Regions from separate parts of the Homo sapiens genome. Here region 1 is linked to region 2. The links are chromatin loops, found by intact Hi-C in ENCODE. Cell type or tissue: GM12878. All regions are shown on one strand. Each heading gives the region's core, and the rest is flanking DNA. Links, peaks and the distances in the headings are about the cores only.

The links. Peaks named below come from ENCODE experiments on the same cell type or tissue, not always from the same donor. Only the 100,000 strongest peaks of a DNase experiment are listed, where the experiment ranks them.
Region 1: it touches region 2 in a loop (4-fold over the local background); 1 of 110 quality-filtered maps calls a loop at or near these places.

What each region holds. Positions count from the first base shown.
Region 1 is chr7:8,132,242-8,136,241 of GRCh38, reverse strand. All of the region lies in intron 12 of ICA1 (islet cell autoantigen 1), which reads left to right. Among named protein-coding and RNA genes, the nearest start is that of ICA1, 130 kb to the left of the region's middle. RefSeq lists an enhancer at 1,689-1,818 and a silencer at 2,529-2,578. In GM12878, for the core only: no CTCF peak of the experiment used is centred there; DNase peaks (open chromatin) are centred at 1,791 and 3,931; H3K4me3 peaks cover 177 bases; H3K27ac peaks cover 3,518 bases.
Region 2 is chr7:7,810,670-7,818,763 of GRCh38, reverse strand. The region is part of intron 3 of UMAD1 (UBAP1-MVB12-associated (UMA) domain containing 1); the gene reads right to left. Among named protein-coding and RNA genes, the nearest start is that of RPA3, 96 kb to the right of the region's middle. RefSeq lists enhancers at 1,471-1,560, 2,429-2,618. In GM12878, for the core only: no CTCF peak of the experiment used is centred there; a DNase peak (open chromatin) is centred at 2,483; H3K4me3 peaks cover 856 bases; H3K27ac peaks cover 767 bases.

The DNA of each region.
Region 1 (4,000 bases), core at 1-4,000, 320 kb before region 2:
AATGGCTAAGCCGTGGTACAATGTTATCAAAAAGCAGACCGCTCGTGACAACAGCAACGATTCTCAAAGAGCCATTGCCCAGAAAATCACCCCCATTCAGTGTCGTAATGACATTGGCTTTCTCCTACTAAATAGCTAATATAATGGAAAACCAATATTTGACCACAGTTTATAAAACTATTTTAAGTAAAAAAGTTAGTGACATTTTGAGACACGTGAAAGTGGCTCTCAAACTGCCTTATGACCACATGTGGCAATCTGACCTCAATTCGTTAATTATAACATGGAGAAATCTTTGTGTTTCCCAAAATTGGGCCAAGAAAAATGAATAGCAGATACCTGAACAAAAAAGTGGTGTTACAAAGCAGAAGACAGTTCAATGAATTCAACTCACCTAAGTCTCATAAGTTGGCCTTACCCAAAAGATCCCTCTCCAGGACAAGACTAAGCCAATTAAAACAATTTTAATTGTCTATATTCTAAATAAAATGTTTATCTCCTGCTACCTCCTTGGTTACTACTTCTAGACTTGTGATTCTAAATTGTGGTCACATGTCAGAATAATAGCTCATTCAGTAGGTACCATAGGTGTGGGTGAAAACTTTTAGCCCACAGCAGTCATACATGTTTACCTCTGAGTTCCTCCTGAGTCACTCAGAATTGTCTCCTGCAGTTGTCCATATATTACTGACTAGGGATCTGACTGCTTCCTCGCATACGAAGTGGCAAGTTCTAAAAAGCGCCTTCTCTTTTCTCATGAACTTTCCCTCCTCTCTGTCTTCCTCAGCATCCTGGGATGTACTGCTGGCTTTGGTACATTTTTTTTTTTAACCAAATACTGTTCTTAGCTGATCATCCTGTAGCCTGTAGTGCTCTCTATAGATTTACCCTTATAAAGATTTCTATAAAGATTCTGGCCGGGCGCGGTGGCTCACACTTGTAATCCCAGCACTTTGGGAGGACAAGATGGGCGGATCACTTGAGGTCAAGAGTTCGAGACCAGCCTTGCCAACATAATGAAACCCTGTCTCTACTAAAAATCCAAAAATTAGCCAGGCCTGGTGATGGGCATCTGTAATCCCAGCTACTCTGGAGGCTGAGGCAGAAGAATCGCTTGAACCCGGGAGGCGGAGGTTGCAGTGAACCGAGATTGCACCACTGCACTCCAGTCTAGGCAACAGAGTAACACTCTGTCTCAAAAAAAAATAAAAAAAATTCTATAAAGAGTCTATAAATATTTATCCCTGCCCTAGGTTTTATGTTTTTCAGTAAGATTACTTGTCTTCTAACATCTACTGGTGAAATGGAGTAGCAAGCTTAGGGATCATGAACAAGAATTTTTTTTTTTTAGTGCCTACTCAGGGTCCAGTGCTGTTGGTTTGTTGTTTGTTTTTTGTTTTGTTTTGTTTTTCAGGGAGTAGGAGTTGTTTTTCCTCTCTCTGTTCTTATTATAATCTATATCATTTTTCATCAGAGCGAAGTTCTTAGAAGCAGTGTTCTTGAGTTCCAAACAAGTACAGTTTGTTATAATATAGAATATGTTTTTCTTGTTAGCCATTTTCGTAAGGTGTTTTCCTCCCTATCTTCCCCCTACTCTCTTTGGGCGATGTGAGGATAGTGTTGGTGTTTGGGGTTTTTCATCTGTACTGCAAGCGTGTGGCCTTTACGATTAGTCATAATGTCCAGAGTGGGGACGAGGGAGAAAACCAGAGAGATGGAGTCTTCCTGTTTCACACGCAGATGAAGGTAAATTAAGTGACATTTATCTGCCAGCTTTTCTGTGCTCTCGTTTTCGGTCTATGTAGTTATGTTTCCTTCCATCTTCTGTGTTCTAATTTATGCTGAGGTCATGAAACTCAGTATGAGTTCAAAAATACCACCTGAGTGAGCTGTCACCAATTTCCCACACCGTGTCTAAACTTAAAAGAGCTTCCTCTCTATGTGAGTTTTCACACAGATATTGCTCATTGGTTCAGGATCAGTTCTCCTAGGGAATGTTCTCCCAGGGGCATAGGGTTTTTATTTTTGAAAACTTGGGCAGTACAGGGCAAACATGCTGAATGGATCTGTCATCTCAGCCTTTCTGCCACGGTGCCTGCATGGTGCCTGGCTGCCAGTGGAGCCATCTGACCTTAGAAACCCTCAACACTTTACAAAAGCTTAAATATTAATTTATACATGAGATCCTTAATAGGTTCTGAAGTAAAAGCAGAGTGCTACAGTGAGAAAACACCTTGACTGTGAGTTGGGGTCCCTAGCAAGATTGTCTGTAACTAATAAATTTTGTGTCATTGGGTAGGTTATTTAACCTGGGTCTTTTTCCTTATCTGTAAAGTGAGTTAGAGGAGATGATCTCTAAGATTCCTATTGGTTGCAAAAAAAAAAAAAAAAAAAAGTATGATTTTTCTCACTGGGACAAATCATCAGGTTCCCAGAATATGTTTGAGCAATGGCAAGTAGAGAAGTTTTGCCAAATTGAATGAAGGCTTTCCAGATGGCTATATTGATGGGTAGCTGAAAGGGCTGCATTCGTGCTTGACTGCAGACATCCTGAATACCACTAGACAGAGTGTTACTTTAGCCAGTAGTCAGGGAGCCACTGAAGGCCTTTGAGTAAATGAGTAATCTCACAGCCAGCCTGTCTAACTTTGCTTTCTGTTGCTTATAAAACAGAATACTGGCACCTGGATAATTTATAAGGAAAAGGGCTCATGCCTGTAATCCTAGCACTTTGGGAGATCAAGGCAGGAGGATCACTTGAGACCAAGAGGGCAACAAAGTAAAACCCTATCTCTACAAAAGTTTTAAAAGTTAGCCAGGCATGGTGGCATGTGCCTGTAGTCCCAGCTACTCAGAAGGCATTCAAGCCTGGAGTGCTATGGTTGCACCACTGCACTCCAGCCTGGATGACAGAGTGAGACTCTATAAAGAAAAAACAAGAAAAGAAAAGAAAGAAATGGAATTTATTTCTTAGAGTTATAGGGGCTAAAATGTCCAATTCTGAGGGGACACATCTGGTGAGGGCCTTTTTTGCTGAGTCCTAAGGCGGCTTAGGGCATCACATAGTGAGGGGGCCGAATGTGCTCCCTCAGGTCTCTGTTCCTCTTCTTATAGAAGCTACCAATCCCACTCCCATGATAATCCATTAATTCATTAATCCATGAATGGGTTAACCCATTTGTGAGGGCAGAGCCCTCATGACCCAATCACCTCTTAAAGGCCGCACCTCTCAAGCTGCCGCACTAGGGTTTAAATATCAGCATGAGTTTTGGAAGGGACAGATATGCAAACCATAACACAGACTAAGCAAAGATACACAGTAAGAGGGTTCCTCTATGGAGCACCAGCAGCTTCACCAATGGGCAAACCCAGAAGGGCTCCCAGACAGGAATTTGCAAATGGAGTTCCAGAAAGAACTTGGAATTGGAGGTAGAGATTGGAGAACCTTCTGAGGTGACATTGGAACCCTAAGAATAGAAAAGATCTTCTATAGAGAATGTAGGGAAGGTATGATGGTTTGGGATGAAACCTTAAGGGCAGCCAGAATAGGAGGAGGCAGTGGAGAAGGTACTGTCAGGGAGATGGGAGGTCATCCGAGAGAGCCGCCTCATGGGGACTCCCAGGAGATAGCAGCATTTCCAGGCTGGGCAGTGGTACAAATGATGCTGTACAGGTAAAGGCCTGGGAAAAGAGCCTCAGAACTGGCAATGAGGATCTCACTGCTGACCTTCAAGAGAGCTATTTCAGTATAGGGTGGGGGCAGGAACTTAATTACAGGCAGCTGAGAAAAGAGTAGAGCCAAAGTAGAGTATGTGGTTGTGGAAGGAAGAAGAAACCAGAACAGTAACTTGAAAGTGTGAGGGGAGGGTGGAGAGCAACATCAAGTGAAGGCTGATTATTGTTGAGATAGGCACACATCTCCTGCGGCTAGGGGAAGGAAGCATTGGAAAATGAAAGACTAAAGGTGCTGGATCTGAATAATGGTGGGAACAGAGCAGGC
Region 2 (8,094 bases), core at 155-4,154:
GGAGGTTGATTCCATGTCTTTGCTATTGTGAATAGTGCTACAATGAACATAAGTGTGCACGTGTCTTTATAATAGAATGATTTATATTCCTTTGGGTATATACAGTAAAGGTATTGCTGGGTCAAATGGTATTTCTGTCTTTAGGTCTTTGAGGAATCACCACTGTCTTTCACAATGGTTGAACTAATTTACACTCCCACCAACAGTATATAAGCATTCTCTTTTCTCCTTAACCTTGCCAGCATCTGTTATTTTTTGACTTTTTATTAATAGCCATTCTGACTGATGTGAGACGGTATCTCATTGTGGTTTTGATTTGCATTTCACTGATGATCAGTGATGTTGAGCTTTTTTTCATATGATTGTTGGACAGGTGTATGTCTTTTGCAAAGTGTCTGTTCACGTGGTACACATAAACCATGGAATACTATGTAGCCATAAAAAAGAACAAGACCATATCCTTTGCAGGGACATGGATGGAGCTGGAGGCCTTTATCCTTAGCAAACTAATGCAGGAACAGAAAACCAAGTACAGCATGTACTCACTTATAAGAGGGTGTTAAAATGATGAGAACACAGACACATAGAGGGGAACAACTGGGTCTTATCAGAGGGTGGAAGGTGGGAGGAGGGAGAGAAGCAGAAAAAATAACTAAGTACTACTAGGCTTAATACATGGGTGAAATAATCTGTATGGCAAACCCCCATGACACATGTTTACCTATGTAACAAACCTGCACATCCTGTGCATGTACCTCTGAACCTGAAAGTTTAAAAAGAAAATTAGCTGAGCCTGGTGTCACATGCCTATAGTCCCAGTGACTCGAGAGGCTGAGGTGAGAAGATCACATGAGCCCAGAAGGTGCAGGTTGCAGTAAGCTGACATCATGCCACTGCACTCCAGCCCAGGTGACAGAGTGAGACCTTGTCTCAAAGAAAAGGGGGTGGGGGGAACATACTGAAACATCTAAAAGGTAAAAAGTACCATTGAAAATGTGTCTTTAGTCAGGAACGGATGCAAAAACGGATGAGATACAGAAAAGAAAATCCAAAATACAACCAAGTTTTGAGGAAAGTCATAATACATAACAAATAAAAAATCAATGTGGCAGGTTAAATTGGACAAGAGAGGCAAGAGTCACTTTAGGATTTGAGAATTAGAATCATCATTCAGCTGGTATCATGGGAATTATTAAACATAACCTGAAAAACTAACAGAAACTGTTAAGAACCTGGTGAGAATAATTCACTTCGGAGAGATGAAGTAATGTTTCAAATATATTCCCATTACTCTAGCACCGAAAGGTAAGGAGGTTATCCAAAGTTAGAGCTTTTCATGGTTAAGAGTAATACTTAGATAACAAGTTCTTCTGTCTTTTGTCTAGTCTGACTGTTCCTGCACACATCAAACATTAAATATTTATTGAGTGGCTGATGCATGCCACGCACAGGGAACAATGATGAGTCAACCCGAATCCCCACTTCATGGCACTCCTGGTCAGATGTACAAGGTGTTAAGGGACCAGAGGGGAGACTAAATGGCATTGAAGATGAAAGATATTTGAGCAGGGGTTTGAAGGATGAACAGGAATTTGCTCAGTGAACACAAGACGTATGGGATAAAGTTCTTCAGAGAAGTGACAGAAATTGCACAAACTTCAAGAGAAAGGAATATACTCAAGAAATGGTAAGAAACTCTGTATGGTGACACAGAACAGACCTGAACGTTTACACAGAGGAGCAGGACCAGACCACGAAGGACCATATATGCACAGTAGACACAAATTACTGGATTTTATCCTACAGGCAGCTGAAGAGCCTCTGATGCCATCAAGTAAGGCAACTACATGGTCAGATTTGTGGGTGAATGGATTGAATGAAAGTAGGACTGGGCATTAAGGGCTATTACAAAAACTCTTTGTAATAATCCATGTGAAAGATAAGGCCAGAACCACTGTAGTTGCAGTGGGGAGGTAGAGGAAAGGACAGATAAGCAAGGTAGCCAGAGGAGGTAGAAATAAAGTGATTGGTGATCAATTGGGTTGAGAATGAAAGAGGAAGAAGTCAAAGATAATTCCCAGGCTTCTGACTTGAGAAGATACACCTCCATGCCAACTCATTCTATCAGCTTTCCTTTTGGACTTTGGCTCACTCAGATTGGTCACTGCTGCTTTGCCACATTCTCTTTGTCCCAAAGAATGTCCTTGAATGCTACCGACACTGGTGGCATATATCCCAAGGCAGTCATTCCCACCTCTGAGTGGCGGTGATAAGAGAGAAGCACCACTTCTTCCTCTCCCGGCCTCATCTCTACAGCCTTCAGCAACTAACAGCAGCAATCTTTTATAGAACACTCAGTTTAGTTCTGCACACAAATCATTGAAGTCAATATATAGTTATTGTGGACCTCACAGGAGAAGGCACTACGGAAAAGAGAAGCAAAGTGAAACAGCAGGTTTCTGCAGCGTTATTTATATAGTGGAGACAGGAAAACAACACGATGCAAAGCATAGGTTTTGTGGTTAGTCAGGCGCAAGTCTCAATTCCGGTTCCATTAATGTTACTGTTTTTTTTGTGACCTTGGGAAATGGGTATTGTTGAGCCTTGGTTTCCTCCTCTATAAGATATATAGATAATATTGCCTACCTCGTCTGTAAAAATTAATGAGTTAATACATGTAAAGGTCCTACCAGCATTGTGCTTAGCTTATCCAAGATTTTTTTTTAAATTAATGTCCTTCTTTATTTCTTGTCCCACTATGACTACTCAAAGACTTCGTGGCCCTAAATAGAATCCAGGCATCACTAATGAATGCTTCTCTCTATTTGTCCTCCCCCACCTCCACTGATATCTATTGTTGGACAAATGAACCTTCTAAAAGCAAAATAGGTTGATATCTATGTCAGAGACCTCTTGTAGCCTACCCAATATTCATCCTTCCTTTCATCTTTAATAGAATCCTGATTTTTCTGGGGGTAGTAGCAAAGTACCAAGCTAAAGTAGGCTCCTTACCAGGCTCCCGTGCCACTAGGGGTGGCCATATGTTATAATATGGCCAGTAAAACTGTTAGAGATTTTTTGAAAAGTTTCTGGACACAGTTTTATTCTCCCTTTGCTGTCTTCCTCCTTCCTGCTTCCTGGAAAATAGATATGATGGCTGGAGCTGCAATAGCTAACTTGCAACTATGAGGAACTATAGGACTTTGGTCTTAACATTCCTGAGCTCCTGAATCAATACTTTAACTACCTTCTATGAGACTTCTTGTCACATGAGAAAAATTAAGCCCCAAATTAAACCCCTGCCTTTTACTGTAACTCTCAATTGAGCATAATTCCTAAATGATTTAATCAATTCTACTCTACTCTGGCATGATTTTTAAGGCATTAACCATAATTTCCTTCCAATCTAAAAAGAAACTAATACTTACTGAGTATCTAGTATACATCAGATACTGTGTATATAGACATACAAATAAATATTACATATTGACTCACCAAATTCTTATAGTAACCCTGTACAATAAGTGGTAAAGCCAAGATCTGAGCTACAAGTCTGTCTGATACAGTTCACATTCTTACAGCTATCCATACTACAGCAAGGGTTATGAAAATCTGCCACTGTGAGGAACCATCACTCCCGAGACAATCTTTCTCTCTAAGTTAGAAAGGCACTTGTCCTACATCCTCTATACTGATATCAAAAATCCAACTGGTAAGCCATCTAAAAAGCATATCTAGGATTGAAAGTGTATACAGAAGGGAGACCATGAAGTGGCTGATGTGACAAGTAGTGAGACTTGCAAGATGCCTGCGGTACACCCTGCCCGAAAGCAGCTTGGCAAGGTTGATGACCTGGAAAGGAGGCTCCTTTCACCTGCATCTTCAAATCAATAAGGACCCTGAAGAAATCACATCGCACTGGAGGTAAGTGTGTAGCTGACTGCCATACTCCACCTGAGGCATGGGAGAGACAGGTTAAGGAAGGTACTCAATGTCACACACGTTCTCGCAGTCAAACCCCTATGTATGATTTTATCAGAGATTTGAAAGAGGAGCAAAAGATGATTAAAATTAGAGGTTATGTATACCACTTACAACCTATTAAAATAAAAAGTACACTCTAAATATAAATATATTTTGTAGAAGTATTACATAAATATACTTACATATAGGAATATATTTTAACCCTTTCCTCTACAAAATGAATGAGGCAACTAAAAAGACTCACAATAAATTTAAAAATTACGTCCAGGAAAAATATAGAACAGGAGCATCAGGTGAGAGGAAAATAAAGCAAGCAGATGCATATCTCATAAGGTCTTAAATAGTTACTAAAACTGAACTGTAAATTTAGGTCTGAGCTTCCCCCTAGCCAATGGAAAATGGGAAAAAACAAAGTTAGGCACAAAATTTACAATGGCCATGAGAAAAAGAGACTATTACCACCTCAAGAAAAACAAAATATTTTGTTAGTATAAAAGCAATATGACAGTGGCTCACGCCTGTAATCCCAGCACTTCAGGAGGCTGAGGCAGGCGGATCACAAAGTCAAGAGATCAAGACCATCCTGGCCAACATGGTGAAAATACATCTCTACTAAAAATACAAAAAAATTAGCTGGGCGTGGTGTTGGGTGCCTGTAGTCCCAGCTACTTGGGAGGCTGAAGCAGGAGAATCGCTTGAACCTGGGAGGCGGAAGTTGCAGTGAGCCGAGATCACGCCACTGTGCTCCAGCCTGGCAACAGAGCGAGACTCCGTCTCAAAAAAAAAAAATAAATAAAAAGCAATATGAAATTAGAATACCTAAGTAGGACTTCACATGGGAAACTATCTAATGTAGTTGACAATGCCTTAGTAACACCTCCATAATAAATATCAGTAAATTCCACACAGCAGTTTCTCACCAAGTTATTCAATCAAACTGAACAACAGTACAAGGAAGGCAATCTGTGCAGGACTAAGGCAATGAGGTAGAAATATACAGCTCTCCGATGGGTTGGTTTGAGCTAGTCATAAATGCCAGAATATCTCGATGAACAAATAAACAGCATGTTCTTCAAACTATTTTCCAAGAGAAACCATCTTAAAAAGTAGGGTTATACAACCATTTACCAACTTCTCAGCTAAAAAGTTGTGAGAAAGTTTTCATATGCTTTTTTTTAATGTAAATGGTACTTCAGTACACTATCACTGTGCTCTTACGTGTAGCATACACCAATCTTTTCTCCCTCTGCAAGTGGCATAAAAAGGCAGAAAAAGGGGCTGGGCGCAGTCACTCATGCCTGTAATCCCAGCACTTTGGGAGGCCAAGGCAGGCGGATCATGAGGTCAGGAGTTCGAGACCAGCCTGGCCGATACGGTGAAACCCTGTCTCTACTAAAAAATACAAAAATTAGCCAGGCGTGGTGTCGCATGCCTGTAGTCCCAGCTACTTGGGAGGTTGAGGCAGGAGAATCGCCTGAACTCAGGAGGTGGAGGTTGCAGTGAGCCAAGGTTGTCCAGCCTGGGCGACAGAGCGAGACTCCATCTAAAAACAACAACAACAACAACAAAGAAACCTGGCACATAGTAAGGAATGGGGCTGGCTACGCCTGGAGAAAAATGGAAAATCTACGTAAATTGTACTAAGCTAAAGTATAATTTTTTTTCTATGTATTCATGCTGGTGCACTCATGTAGGCATGTTCATAAGAAGACTCCTCAGTAGGTACAAAGTGGAATATTCAGATAATGTCAGTTAGACCAGGTGCATACCTACATGTTACTTTTCCACTGCCTGAAGATTCAGATGAAATTTATCCTTCAAGAAGGAATCTCTAGTGGTCGGAAGACATCATAAAAATGGCTGCACTTAAGCTCTCTATATAGTCTCAAGAAGTTGTAATGGTAATATAAACCAAAGGAGGACAAAATAAGGACCATTTGCCACTAATTAAAAAACAGAATTTGAAAAAAAAAAAAAAGATGGCTGTGTGAAATAGGGAACAGTTGTTCTCCCAACATGGACCTCTCACCCTGCTGATTTTGTGGTTTTTAAAGCTATAAAAGTAGAAACTGGAAACAATGACAACAAGGTGACTACCAAAGTATAAACAGAATATTATATATCGTTTTTTAAATAATAATATCTCAATTGAAGACATAAAACTAGATTTGATAAACAAAAAGCTAGTATTTCCACATTTTGATTCCTCCTTCTAAATATATATAATTAACACATGTGTATCTCCACAAACTGCAGTAACAATGTTCCAGTTCTTAGATTCTAATTGCAATCAATTGTGATCAATCAACAGATGTGTTGGGCACTTAAAGTTACATAACTTTAACAAACAAAGATTGCTAAAGTTAAATAAATATCATTGTGGTCATTTTAAGCTACCTAACTTCATCCAGCAGAGGTACAAAAGCAGCAGGTTAGCGGGTTTCTGGCAGGGAATAATTGGTGCTGAGCAACAGACTGTGTACATGAGCAGAAACATTGCATAAAACTCACATTACTGGCTTACCCACACCATATGTGCAGTTTGGATGGAAACAGGGTTGCTCTCATACACCTCACATGGTTTGGACTCACTGGCTAGGGTGAATGAACATTATGTTTCAGTGTGCTAGTTAACCCCAATGCAAGCCAGAAGAAAGCACCAGAATTATGACCTTTCAATTATAATTTTTCCAGCAAAGGTGAAGTTAGGATACAGATGTTGTGGTAACAAAAATGTACAAATTTGAAGTTACGAAAAAGACCTTCACAAACTTTGAGAAGCAGGCTGTAAGTTTATCTTGGCAGTGTTCTGGGTAAACAACCTGTGCTAATCTTACTGTAAAATAAGTCAAGATTACCTATAGACTAAAAGAAATAACAACGTATTTTTAATTGTTCTCTACCAGTGACCAAATTTATCATTTCCCAAGACAAACACTCTTAGGAAGAGCAAGAATCTTTGAAGTAATTTTTGAAGTCTGACAATTTACCTGCAAGGACCATTGAATTTTCCCCACCCAACAGGCCATAAAGCTTGATTAATCAATGCCTAAAATCTCTTCATTAAGCAGCAGATTCGCATCTCCCTTTCTCCCCTATCAAAGCATTATTTTAAAGGTTGGCATTTTGTGGCAAAACCCCAGTTCGCTTTCCAAAGAGGTAAACAGTCATGACTTCTGGGCAGGGAGGGCGCTCAAACATTGCACCTAATTCATCGACTTCATGGACTAAGAATTGAAGTTGAAGAAATCTCAGCAACATATCCTAGATCATACTTAGTGAGCTAAGGAGTCCAACAAAAGTGCACTTTCTATTTTGTTATATGACCCAGCAATTCAGATGAAAATAAAGGTTGGAGAAATGCATTCTACAAAATCTTCTTACCAAAAGGTATGCTGCATAAGAGGATAAACACATCAAAGAATTAAATTTATCTGTTCAAATGACACAGTGCAATAATCTAACTATGCTTCATATCCAAAGAAATCAGAAATTAGAAAGGGTTTTATATTAGGAAAAACAAAGAATGAACAAAAATCCTGGCAAGTCTTTGATAAAATTATGTTCTCATCAGCTAATTATCATAAAGCTAGAAATTCATATCTTTAAATTAGGAGTCTCAGCATCATAGATAAAAAGAAAGAAGCGAGATGTTTAGACAAATATGTGTCCAAGCCAGTAACCCATACACTTTTGCGGGGGAAAATATGCCTTTATAAGTGATTCAATGACATTGACAGGTTGATTAATGAGAAAAGTTTGGGCCATGTGATTTCCAAAGAGATAGGAAGAATAACCTCCCAAATCACCTCACTCTTCTCCCTGCTGGAAAGGTCCCTGGGTGTCAGGGGACAGATGTTTTGACAAATTGTGGTCAGATGTGGTACTCTGTGATCAACTAATTAAGAGACCTTAAACCTAAATGAGTCAAGGGAGCAAAGTGCCAACATATCTCCTTCATGATCATTCTCAACAGACCGACTGTTTCACTATTTTACTATCACACAAAATAGTTCTTGCAAAAACTATCCTTGAGTGAATACGTTGTTTCCTCATCACCAACATTACTATCATTTAAAATATAAGATACATTCATTATAGACAAATTGG